Regions from separate parts of the Homo sapiens genome. Here region 1 is linked to region 2. A link is an interaction called in ENCODE POLR2A ChIA-PET data of the cell type or tissue named here. Cell type or tissue: B cell. All regions are shown on one strand. Region 1 overlaps ATG16L1 (autophagy related 16 like 1). Region 2 overlaps INPP5D (inositol polyphosphate-5-phosphatase D).

Region 1 (5,000 bases), 200 kb before region 2:
TCCGGTCGTGACTTCCTGAGACAATCCGCGCATTGTCCAGCAGGAACTTAGCAGACAGCACTTTCCCACTGTGTCCCGTGAGTGTGTGCTAGGAGAGAGAACACAGCCAGGGTGAGCCTCAGGGCGCCAGGCCCTGCCTATGCTGGCAAAGTATCCACAGCATCCTTACCTCCAGAGTCAGAGTGTCAGACCACCCTGAGATCCGGCCAGGAACACTCAAAGCGATAAGACAGCAAAGGAAAAAGAAACAGGTCAGGCACAGTGACTCACGCCTGCAATCCCAGCACACTGGGAGGCCAAGGTGTGAGGACTGCTTGAGCCCAGGAGTTCAAGAACAGCTTGGGCAACACAGTGAAACCCCCATCTCTACAAAAAAATTTTTTTAAAAATTTGCAGGGAGTGGTGGCATGCGCCTGGGGTCCCAGCTACTTGGGAAGCTGAGGCAAGAGGATTGCTTGAGCCTGGGAGGTTGAGGTTGCAGTGAACTATGATAGTGCCATTGTACTCCACCTGAGTGATAGCAAGATCCTGTCACACACACACACACACACACACACACACACATCCCAAACAGGACAAGAAGCAACAATTTCATTCACTGAGTCTTATCCAGGGGCCATGTATCTCATAGGAAGCCTATCTTTGAGTGTTGGCCAAAGGTGAGGTATCAAGACCAAAAGGATAAAACTCCCACTAAAAATAACATTAAAAACAAAAATTCAACATCACTAGCACCAAGCTTCACGTGCTCCCCATCCTCAATCTTGAATTTGAAATCAGCTCTACCACAGATACCTGCTGTACTGTTTTTGTAATTTTTCTATGTCTGAATTATATCAAATTAAAGAATTTTTAAAGCCTCGATGTTGCGCCATGCTGCTGAAAGTCAGTTCCATATTTAAAGTCAGACTAGACAAGGTCACCACAGGCATAATTTACAAAAGGAAACATCAGGACTCCTTATGTAAACAATTAAAACCCCTGGGGGATTTTCAATCAGAGGTCTCAGCTTGAACAAGGCAGATCATAGCCACAGATACCAGCACTCCCAACAATCAAATCCCTTTGTGACTAAGCTGTTGGATGCCAACCAGTGTCTTCCCTGAGCTCACGGAGGAACACAGAATGAGGGACATCACGGAGTGTCAGCTGCCCTTCTGCCCATCGCAGCACTTCTGAAGTGCGATGGAGGAGAGGCAGCTGGGGATAACTGGGATGCCGGGAGGGGATCTGAGGACTCAGACCTTTTACCATTCATCATTGACCTCTATGCAGTGCATGATCAACATTTTTCTATGTGTAAAACACCAGAGGTTCAGAAGGTATTCACTGATGTTTTCTTTCTAATTAGAAAATGCAAGGGTTGGCAAAGTGGCTCACACTGGTAATCCTAGCACTTTGGGAAGCCAAGGTGGGAGGATTGCTTGAGCCCAGGAGTTTGAGACCAGCCTGGGGAAATTAGTGAGACCCTCATCTCTACAAAAAAATTCGAATTAGCTGGGTGTGGTGGGTACTTATAGTCTCAGCTGTTACAGGGGAGGCTGAGGTGAGAGGACTGCTTGAGCCCAGAAGGTCGAGGCTGCAAGGAGCCCAGATCATGCCACTGCACTCCAAACCTTAGTTCCCAAAGATGAGACCTCATGGTTCAGGGTTAGATTTTTTTTGTGTTAACATTTTTGAAACCAATCCTTCCTCTATTTTCAGTGGGGTTAACTCCACTTTAGCACAGAAGCGAAAACTTCGGACCACATATACTCCCCTCTCAGCTTCAATGAGGGAAGCTTGTATGAGTTCTCAGACTGCCTTATCCCACATTCAAACCTCTGAAACTGGGACAGCATCTTACAACTGCTGCCAGTCGGGTGCCGGCTGTGCTGCGGTTGTGTGAAAACCTCCCACTGATCCTTCCGTAAGATCAAGAAAGCTCCAGTAACAAAGCCTACACTAGATACAGTCCATGAATAATGATTCCATTCAATATAAAACATCCACTCTGCACAAATCATGGGCAGAGACAAAACTTGGGTAGGCTACTTCTTAAATTCTATCTTTTTTTCTTTTTTGAGACAGAGTTTCACTCTTGTCACCCAAGCTGGAGTGCAGTGGCGTGATCTCAGCTCACTGCAACCTCCGCCTCCCAGGTTTAAGTGATTCTCCTGCCTCAGCCTCCTGAGTAGCTGGGACTATAGGCGTGTGCCACCACATCCAGCTAATTTTTGTATTTTTAGTAGAGACGGGGTTTTACCATGTTGGCCAGGCTAGTCTTGAATTCCTGACTTCAAGTGATCCGCCTGCCTCGGCTTCCCAAAGTGCTAAGATTACAGGCATGAACCACTGTGCCCGGCCTTACATTAAATTCTGAATAACTATTTTATCAAAATTTCAAATTTGTATTTATATTCACTATCTGTTTCTTTCTTAATGTTAAGAGTAAAATCACATTTCACAAACACAGGGTAGAAAAAGACATTGTTCATAAGTGGGATATGGCAAGTACAGATGATCCTCAACTTATGATGGGGCCAGTCTTGACAAACACATTGTAAGATGAAAATACCCTACATTGGGGACCATCTGTATATTCATTTTTACATACTTCACAGGAACATGTTAATCTTTACACAATTATACTCTTCCTAAAAATTTATCCATTACTCTTTTAAGCTTATAGCGTAAGCATTTTTTCATGTGATAGCTGAAAATTCATGGGCTTTGGGGTTCCACTGATTTGAACACCCTGGGTCTCTGTAACATCTGTGAACAGGAAACATCCTTGTGCTATCTTAGTACGGACTCAGCAAGATGAATGGGATCAAATCTCTTCCTTGTTGCACCTCCCTTTCTTTAAGAGTCTGTCACAGATGCTGTTGCAGTGAACATCTATGAGCACACAGCTTTCTTCTCTTGACTTATTTCCAGGAATGAAACTGCTGAACTAATGGAATAAGGGAAAGGGACGTTTTGTTTCTTGGCTCCTCGTACGTATTGTCACCTTGCTCTTTACAATGTTTGGGCTTGGCCAGGCGCGGTGGCTCATGCCTGTAATCCCAGCACTTTGGGAGGCCGAGGTGAGCGGATCACAAGGTCAGGAGATCGAGACCATCCTGGCTAACACGGTGAAATCTCGTCTCTACTAAAAATACAAAAACTTAGCTGGACGTGGTGGCGGGCGCCTGTAGTCCCAGCTACTCGGGAGGCTGAGGCAGGAGAATGGTGTGAACCCAGGAGGCAGAGCTTGCAGCGAGCAGAGATCACGCCACTGCACTCCAGCCTGGGTGACTGAGCGAGACACTGTCTCAAAAAAAAAAAAAAAAAAAAAAGTTTGGGCTTCTGCTCACCTTATTCTCAGTGAGAATAAGCTGGAGCTGCCTGAGGCTGACTCACTGTCTCGGTGCTTCCAATGGTATAGAGCTGGGCCTCCTACAGGCATTCATTCACCTCTATCATTTATAGAGTCCTTTGAAATGGATCAGATTTAAAATTCTTCTATCTGTTAGGTGTTTCTGAAATTCATTTTTATGATTAACAACACTTTTAGGTTTCATCTTCTACTTTTAAACAGGGATTAACAATAGCGGGGCAGCGGGTTTAGATGTCATCAAGGCCGGGGCCTCAAAGTGGGGAGGCTTCAAGATTTCTCTGCTCCACTGGGCTCTGCACAGACTATCTCTGTGCCTCATGGCAGATAACGAGTGCCGACCCCTATTTCTAAACACAAAATTGCTCATTCAGGTAACAACTTAATCATGCAGCTAACATAACACCAACCAAAGACAGCCGATTCCAGAAGAATGCAGAACTCAAAGAGGAACATTCCAAACAGAAACCATCACCTAGCAGCCATAGCCAATCCTCACTGTGGCCACTTCACCACACCACGAGAGAAGTGGGCAGGGGGGTTCTCAAGCAAGTTTCTCAAGTCAAATCTTACCAAGCAGCCAGGCAGTTTTGTACTGACTTTAGATTTTTAACGGAGGCATCACAGAGGACTCCTTTCAATGCCAGGTTGTTTCTAGGGTGCATTTACAAAAAGGATGTTAAAGCAAGCACTCAACCAGCTGCTTCTTGTTTGCCAGTCTCTCCCAACACCATTCCCTTGTCGTAAGAGCAAAGGAGACACCGAACAGGGCATGGATGTCTGTGAGTTTCACAACATAGATGAATGGATTCCTGTCCTCCAGTACCATCTGTTAACTGGGGTCTAAAAAAAAGCCAGCACTCCCTAGAATAAGGAGCCTATTTTACTTTCTGGAACCTGGTAAGGTTTTCGGGAGACTTCTCTGGGTGCAGGGAATCTGCTGAAACAGGCCTCCCAATCTTCACACATTTACCAAGTAACAGGACAAGGTTATGAGCAGGCCAGAAACTCAAAAGCCAACTAGTCCAGCACAGGAGGCTCCTGCCCCAGCACGGCATCATCAGAAGCAGCAGCCCAGCAGCCTGCGCCCTGCTCCAGCATACTGAGAACATTTCCCCAGTGAGACCTGTGTGCCAGCTCAATGTTATGACCTTCATCTGTCAGTCTAGCTCCCTGCTCTAGGTCCCCTTCTTGTTATTTCTGACCCAAAGGCTGATGCCCACCTGTATAGGACTCCTCTATTACCAATTAAAAAATATCCTGCACTACTGGTTGACTCAACTTCTTCCTCTTCTCCTCTAAGGGACTATCATAAAAAAAAGGCTGTAGGCCCCTCTTCAATAATTGGTCAGTTTTACTGTATCTCAGTCTAGAATAAAAGATCAATGGATAGATAAATCACAGTATACCACAGGATGGATTAGAACGTAGCCATGAGTACCGGCTAGGCCATCTTTTCCATGTGTACAGTACAGAACTACAGGGCTTCAAATGACCCTATTCAAGCATCTGAATTGGTGTGCCCCATGGCAGGCTCTCTAGCAGTGCACTTCCCTAGTCCGTCATTAAGACAAGAACATAGGCTCCTCAGCTCTCACAACATGTCCTTGTCATCGTCAGGGCTCGTTATTTTGCATGTTCG
Region 2 (5,000 bases):
TTGTGGGGCCTCCCGCTGGTCCCTCCCGTGTCCTCAAGGCTCTCTCTTGTCACCTGGTTGGGACCCCAGGCATCCACCCTCGCCCTCACCCCGCCTCTGTCTTCCTCAGTTATCCAAAGCAGCAGTGACGTATGCCCAGTGAGCAGGCACAGGACAACCCCTGACCCTTAAGGAATATAGTCGGGACATACGGCTGTAATGCTGTTACAGTTCTCAGTTCTCAGAGGATCCCAAGGCAGACAGGGTCTAGGGTCCCTACTTGGTGCCTCTGTCCTCCATGACCCTCGCGCCTGGGCCCCGATCGGGCAGTCAGGATTTCCAGGCACTTGTCCTCCTCTCCAAGGCCCCTTTGGATGGCCTTGCTGTCAATCCCAGGACACCTGAGTTTTTTGTGTCCCAAAGTCTCAGCCCTTTCTCCTTCCCCTGTGCCTGGTGTCCCCAGCTCTTGGCCAGTCATGGGCCGGGGCCTCTGCCCGGTGACCCCATGTTGGTGTCAGCGAGCTGACTGGCCTCTGTGCGTCCTCGCCATTTTAAAACAGTCATCCATGGAGTCACGTGTCAGACATGAGCTGCATGTTTACATAAACCATCTCTTTTAGTCCTCAAAATCTCCACAGGAGAGAAGTACTGCTGGCCTCCCACTGTTTCTGAGGAGGAAACAGAAGCTTGAGAGAAGAAACTGCTTCCCCGAGGGAACTAGGACATTACACCACCCTGAAGACCCGAGGAAGAGCCTTCTCTGGAAATGTGGCTGCTGGAACTTGTCTCGGGACATCTCGGGAAGCATCGGCAGCCTCACGTGGACGTCAAAAGGCAAGGCCTTTATGACCCAGGAGTGAAAATCCCAGGAAGAGGAGAAAGATGAACAGACAACAGGGCCAGTGAAACATGAAGATCAGCCAGGCAAGGCAGGCTTGCAACAAAATGAGAACCTTGGCGGGGCTGGTGGCTCATGCCTGTAATCCCAGCACTTTGGGAGGCTGAGGCGGGCAGATCACAAGGTCAGAAGTTTGAGACCAGCCTGGCCAACATGATGAAACTCCGTCTCTACTAAAAATACAAAAAATTAGTCGGGGGTGGTGGTGCATGGCTGTAATCCCAGCTACTTGGAAGGCTGAGGCAGGAGAATCGCTTGAATCCAGGAGGCAGAGTTTGCAGTGAGCCGAGATCTTGCCATTGCACTCCAGCATGGGGGCTAGAGCGAGACACTGTCTCAAGAAAAAAAAAATGAGGAGCTCAATTCAATGCTGAAATGAGGATCCACTTTGGAGGGAGCTACAGCAGAACTGAGTCCAGAAAAGAGAACCCGTCTCGAATGCAGAGGAAGTTGACCAAGGCATGAAAAGCAAGTCAATAGATAACGGCGGATCCTGTGGAGGACAAATTTAAGATTGATGACTACAGCAAGGGTGAGATAAATCATAATTTTAAGTGAAACCTGTAGCACTTTCTATCTTCTTAATGGTGGCAGAAGAGTTAATTCATTCAATAAGTATTTATCAAGCACTCACTACATGCTAGGAATAGTTCTAGTATAGATGATAAATAAGTCAATATAAAAATGTATATTTTCAAATACCTCAGGGCTGGGCATGGTGGCTCACACCTGTAATCCCAGCACTTTGGGAGGCTGAGGCGGGCAGATCACAAGGTCAAGAGGTCGAGACCATCCTGGGCAACATGGTGAAACCCTGTCTCTACTAAAAACACAAAAATTAGCTGGGTGTGGTGGCATGTGCCTGTAGTCCCAGCTACTCGGGAGGCTGAGGCAGGAGAATCACTTCAACCCGGGAGGCAGGGGTTGCAGTGAGCTGAGCCGAGATTGTGCCACTGCACTCCAGCCTGGTGACAGAGTGAGACTCCGTCTCAAAAAAATAAATAAATAAATAAATATAATATAAAATCAGGTAGTCACAAGTGCCACAAAGAAAAGAAAGGAGGGTAAGGGGTTAAAGAGCAACAGGTGAAGGGTGGGGTGACTATTTTTCTGGGGTGATCAAGTGAGGCCTCTCAGAAAGACTTTCTTCTATTTGGCAAACCCGAAGTGGCCTCTTGCAAATCTGACAGACACAATTAGACCCGGAAGCTGATCTCGAAGGGCAAAGTCAAGATGAGAAGCGAAACCATCCTGCAATAAGCAAGAAATCATGCCTCCCCAGTGCACAGACATTGTTAAAATACTGATTGATTTTTGTGCTTTTTCTGGTCAGGGTTAGAGAAAGAGATGTTGAGCCCAAGGATGTCTGACAGGAACATAAGTCATTAGGAATGTCTGGGACAGGGCTGGAGCAGGTCCCAGAAACACGACACAGGCTAAGGAGAAGGAAGACCCAGAGACTGTGTTGTCAGACCGTGGCTCATGGGCATTTGGTGCAGTGAAACTCGATATTCAATTTGAAATTTTCACTTTTCTGCTTTGAAATTCCCCTGGGATAGTTTAAACCTTTGTAAGTTAGGACACTTTTAGCTGTTAGAAAACCCTAACTCAACTAACTTGAGCAAAAAGAAATTAATTAACTCACAAAACAGAAAATCTAGAGGAGGGCAGATCCCAGGTTGCTTCATTCTGTTCAGCAAATTCAAGGGCATCATCCAGGACCCAGGTTCACTTCTCCTTTCCGTGTGTTGGCCTCACTCGCCAGCTACCTCTCCTCATGGTTACAAGGCAGCAGCAGAGACCCAGCTATCACATCCTATGGCAGCTTCCAAAGGTAGGAAAGAGGCTATCTTGGCTGGGTGCGGTGGCTCACACCTGTAATCCCAGCACTTTGGGAGGCCAAGGCGAGCAGATTACCTGAGGTCAGGAGTTCGAGACCAGCCTGACCAACATAGTGAAGTCCCATCTCTTCTAAAAATACAAAAATTAGCCCGGCATGGTGGCAGGTGCCTGTAATCCCAGCTACTTGGGAGGCTGAGGCAGGAGAATCACTTGAACCCAGGAGGCGGAGGTTGTGGTGAGCCGAGATCATGCCATTGCCCTCCACCCTGGGCAACAAGAGCGAAACTCTGTCTCAAAAAGGAAAGAAAGAAAGAAAGAAAGAAAGAAAGAAAGAAAGAAAGAAAGAAAGAAAGAAAGAAAGAAAGAAAGAGGCTATCTTATCCCTATGTCTGTTTTTAAGACAAACAGACCTTTACTAGAAGCCCACAAAGCCCTTCTCTTCACATCTCATTGGTTACACTTGCATCCCATTCCCCAGTCTAAACTTATCGGCTACATGGTGCATGTTGATGTTAGTTCTAGACCGCTTTGGGTAACAAAGACAGGAAACAGGCCCATGATCTGGGGCAAGGTGAACCAGAAGGCTCTGGAACATGGAGAAACAAGGACAAAATGGCTAGTGGGGATGGGGAGAAAATAAAGACAGTCATTTGGAGGTAGAGATGACAAATGGCATGGATACTCTTTCCAGAATTCTCTGACAGACTGGGGAAGGGATTAGGGATCTTGCAGCCACACAAGAGGGAGGGGCTGCTCAGTCACAAAGGCATGTGTACCCCAGGGGGCTAGAAAACGGGGGGAGGCTTGGCTTTCTCAGGGGATTAGAAGAAAGATGCCAGAAGAGCTGGAATAAAAACTTACTCAAAGACCTAACAGAAGAAAGGTCTTTTGTGTCAAAGAACAGAGTTTGCAAAGTGAACAAGCCGAACACATTGCAGGTACTATCAATGAAAGGAAAATGACAACACTGGAAAAGAATTCCCACCGGCTTCAAAGTAGAAAAAAAGAAAAAAATGGGTCGCCTCTATAGGAACCAGCACAAGTTTGGCCTTGGATTTTGTACTCGGAACTATTCATAACGCTACATTCTTTTTTTTTTTTTTCTTTGAGACAGTCTTGCTCTGTCACCCAGCTGGAGTGCAGTGGTGAGACCTCAGCTCGCTGCAGCCTCTGCCTCTCAGGTTCAAGCGATCCTCCCACCTCAGCCTCCGGAGTAGCTGTGACTACGGGCATGCACCACCACACCCGACTAAGTTTTGCATTTTTAGTAGAGACGGGGTTTCACCATGTTGCCCAGGCTAGTCCCAAACTCCTGACCTCAGGTGATCCACCTGCCTCAGCCTCCCAAAGTGCTGGGATTACAGGAGTGAGCCACTGCACCCAGCCTGTAACACTACATTCTTGAAGGTAGTGCTGTACCTTTTACAGGATTTTGAGCGAACAGTTGGTTCCAAGAATTTTATATCTATCAAATTACTCTTGAATGTGTAGACAACTAAAGATGTTTTGAGATATTCAGAGGCTTGGAAAATAGATCTGTCCATATTCTGCAGTAGACAGAAAAACCAATTCAAAATGCAGGCTTCTAGAAGGTGAGTGTCAGAGCATAAAGGAACCCCTCCACCAGCACGGACCCCCTTGGGGCCCATTGTCCTTGGCATGGCTGTGGAGCCCACACAGGGCAGCCCTGGCCGTGCTAGGCTTCTATGCCCTGAACCTTTTCTGTGCCCCTTGTTGTGCAACTTCAGGAAGTGTGTTAGAGCCACATCCTTTGCCCGGCGGCTCAGACGGAATCTTTACTTCACTCAGTGACCACTCAGAACAATAACAGCTGCCACTCGCTTCCTGAGCTTAATAACAATGGCTCAACCGTTCACCTCCCGGATGCTTGTGACGGAACAGCTTTTAGAAAGTTGTTTTGTTTTCCCTCTCCAAAAGCCATGTCGCCCGGAGATACGTGACAGCCACCGTCAGGGACCAGGGACTTGAGTCACAAGTGTCTCTTCTTTAGAACTCACCGGAATGGCTCAGACCACTGGATTTTTTCTTCCAAATCGGGAAAGAATAATGAAAGGGTCTATGAGATAGATATTTTCTAACTCTTCATCTAAACTTGCATGAAAACCTGGGAGTGTGGCTGGGCATGGTGGCTCACGCCTGTAATCCCAACACTTTGGGAGGCTGAGGCGGGTGGATCACTTGAGCCCAGGCGTTTGAGACCAGCCTGGGCAACATAGTGAAACCCTATCTCTACAGAAAAATACAAAATTTAGCTGGGCAT

Evidence for each region. ChIA-PET counts read pairs that join two places held together with the same protein. Peaks named below come from ENCODE experiments on the same cell type or tissue, not always from the same donor. Only the 100,000 strongest peaks of a DNase experiment are listed, where the experiment ranks them.
Region 1: POLR2A ChIA-PET joins it to region 2 with 7 read pairs; 7 of 35 experiments call an interaction of 5 or more read pairs at or near these places.

The regions. Positions count from the first base shown.
Region 1 is chr2:233,284,942-233,289,941 of GRCh38, reverse strand. ATG16L1 (autophagy related 16 like 1) reads right to left here. Exons shown (of 18, transcript NM_030803.7): 13 at 1-88. It also overlaps SCARNA6. Among named protein-coding and RNA genes, the nearest start is that of SAG, 20 kb to the left of the region's middle. RefSeq lists an enhancer at 757-1,258. In B cell, no CTCF peak of the experiment used is centred here; no DNase peak of the experiment used is centred here.
Region 2 is chr2:233,084,209-233,089,208 of GRCh38, reverse strand. The region is part of intron 2 of INPP5D (inositol polyphosphate-5-phosphatase D); the gene reads right to left. Among named protein-coding and RNA genes, the nearest start is that of INPP5D, 26 kb to the right of the region's middle. RefSeq lists enhancers at 1-418, 4,336-4,385 and a silencer at 4,376-4,670. In B cell, no CTCF peak of the experiment used is centred here; DNase peaks (open chromatin) are centred at 2,098, 2,598 and 4,648; H3K4me3 peaks cover 2,656 bases; H3K27ac peaks cover 4,933 bases.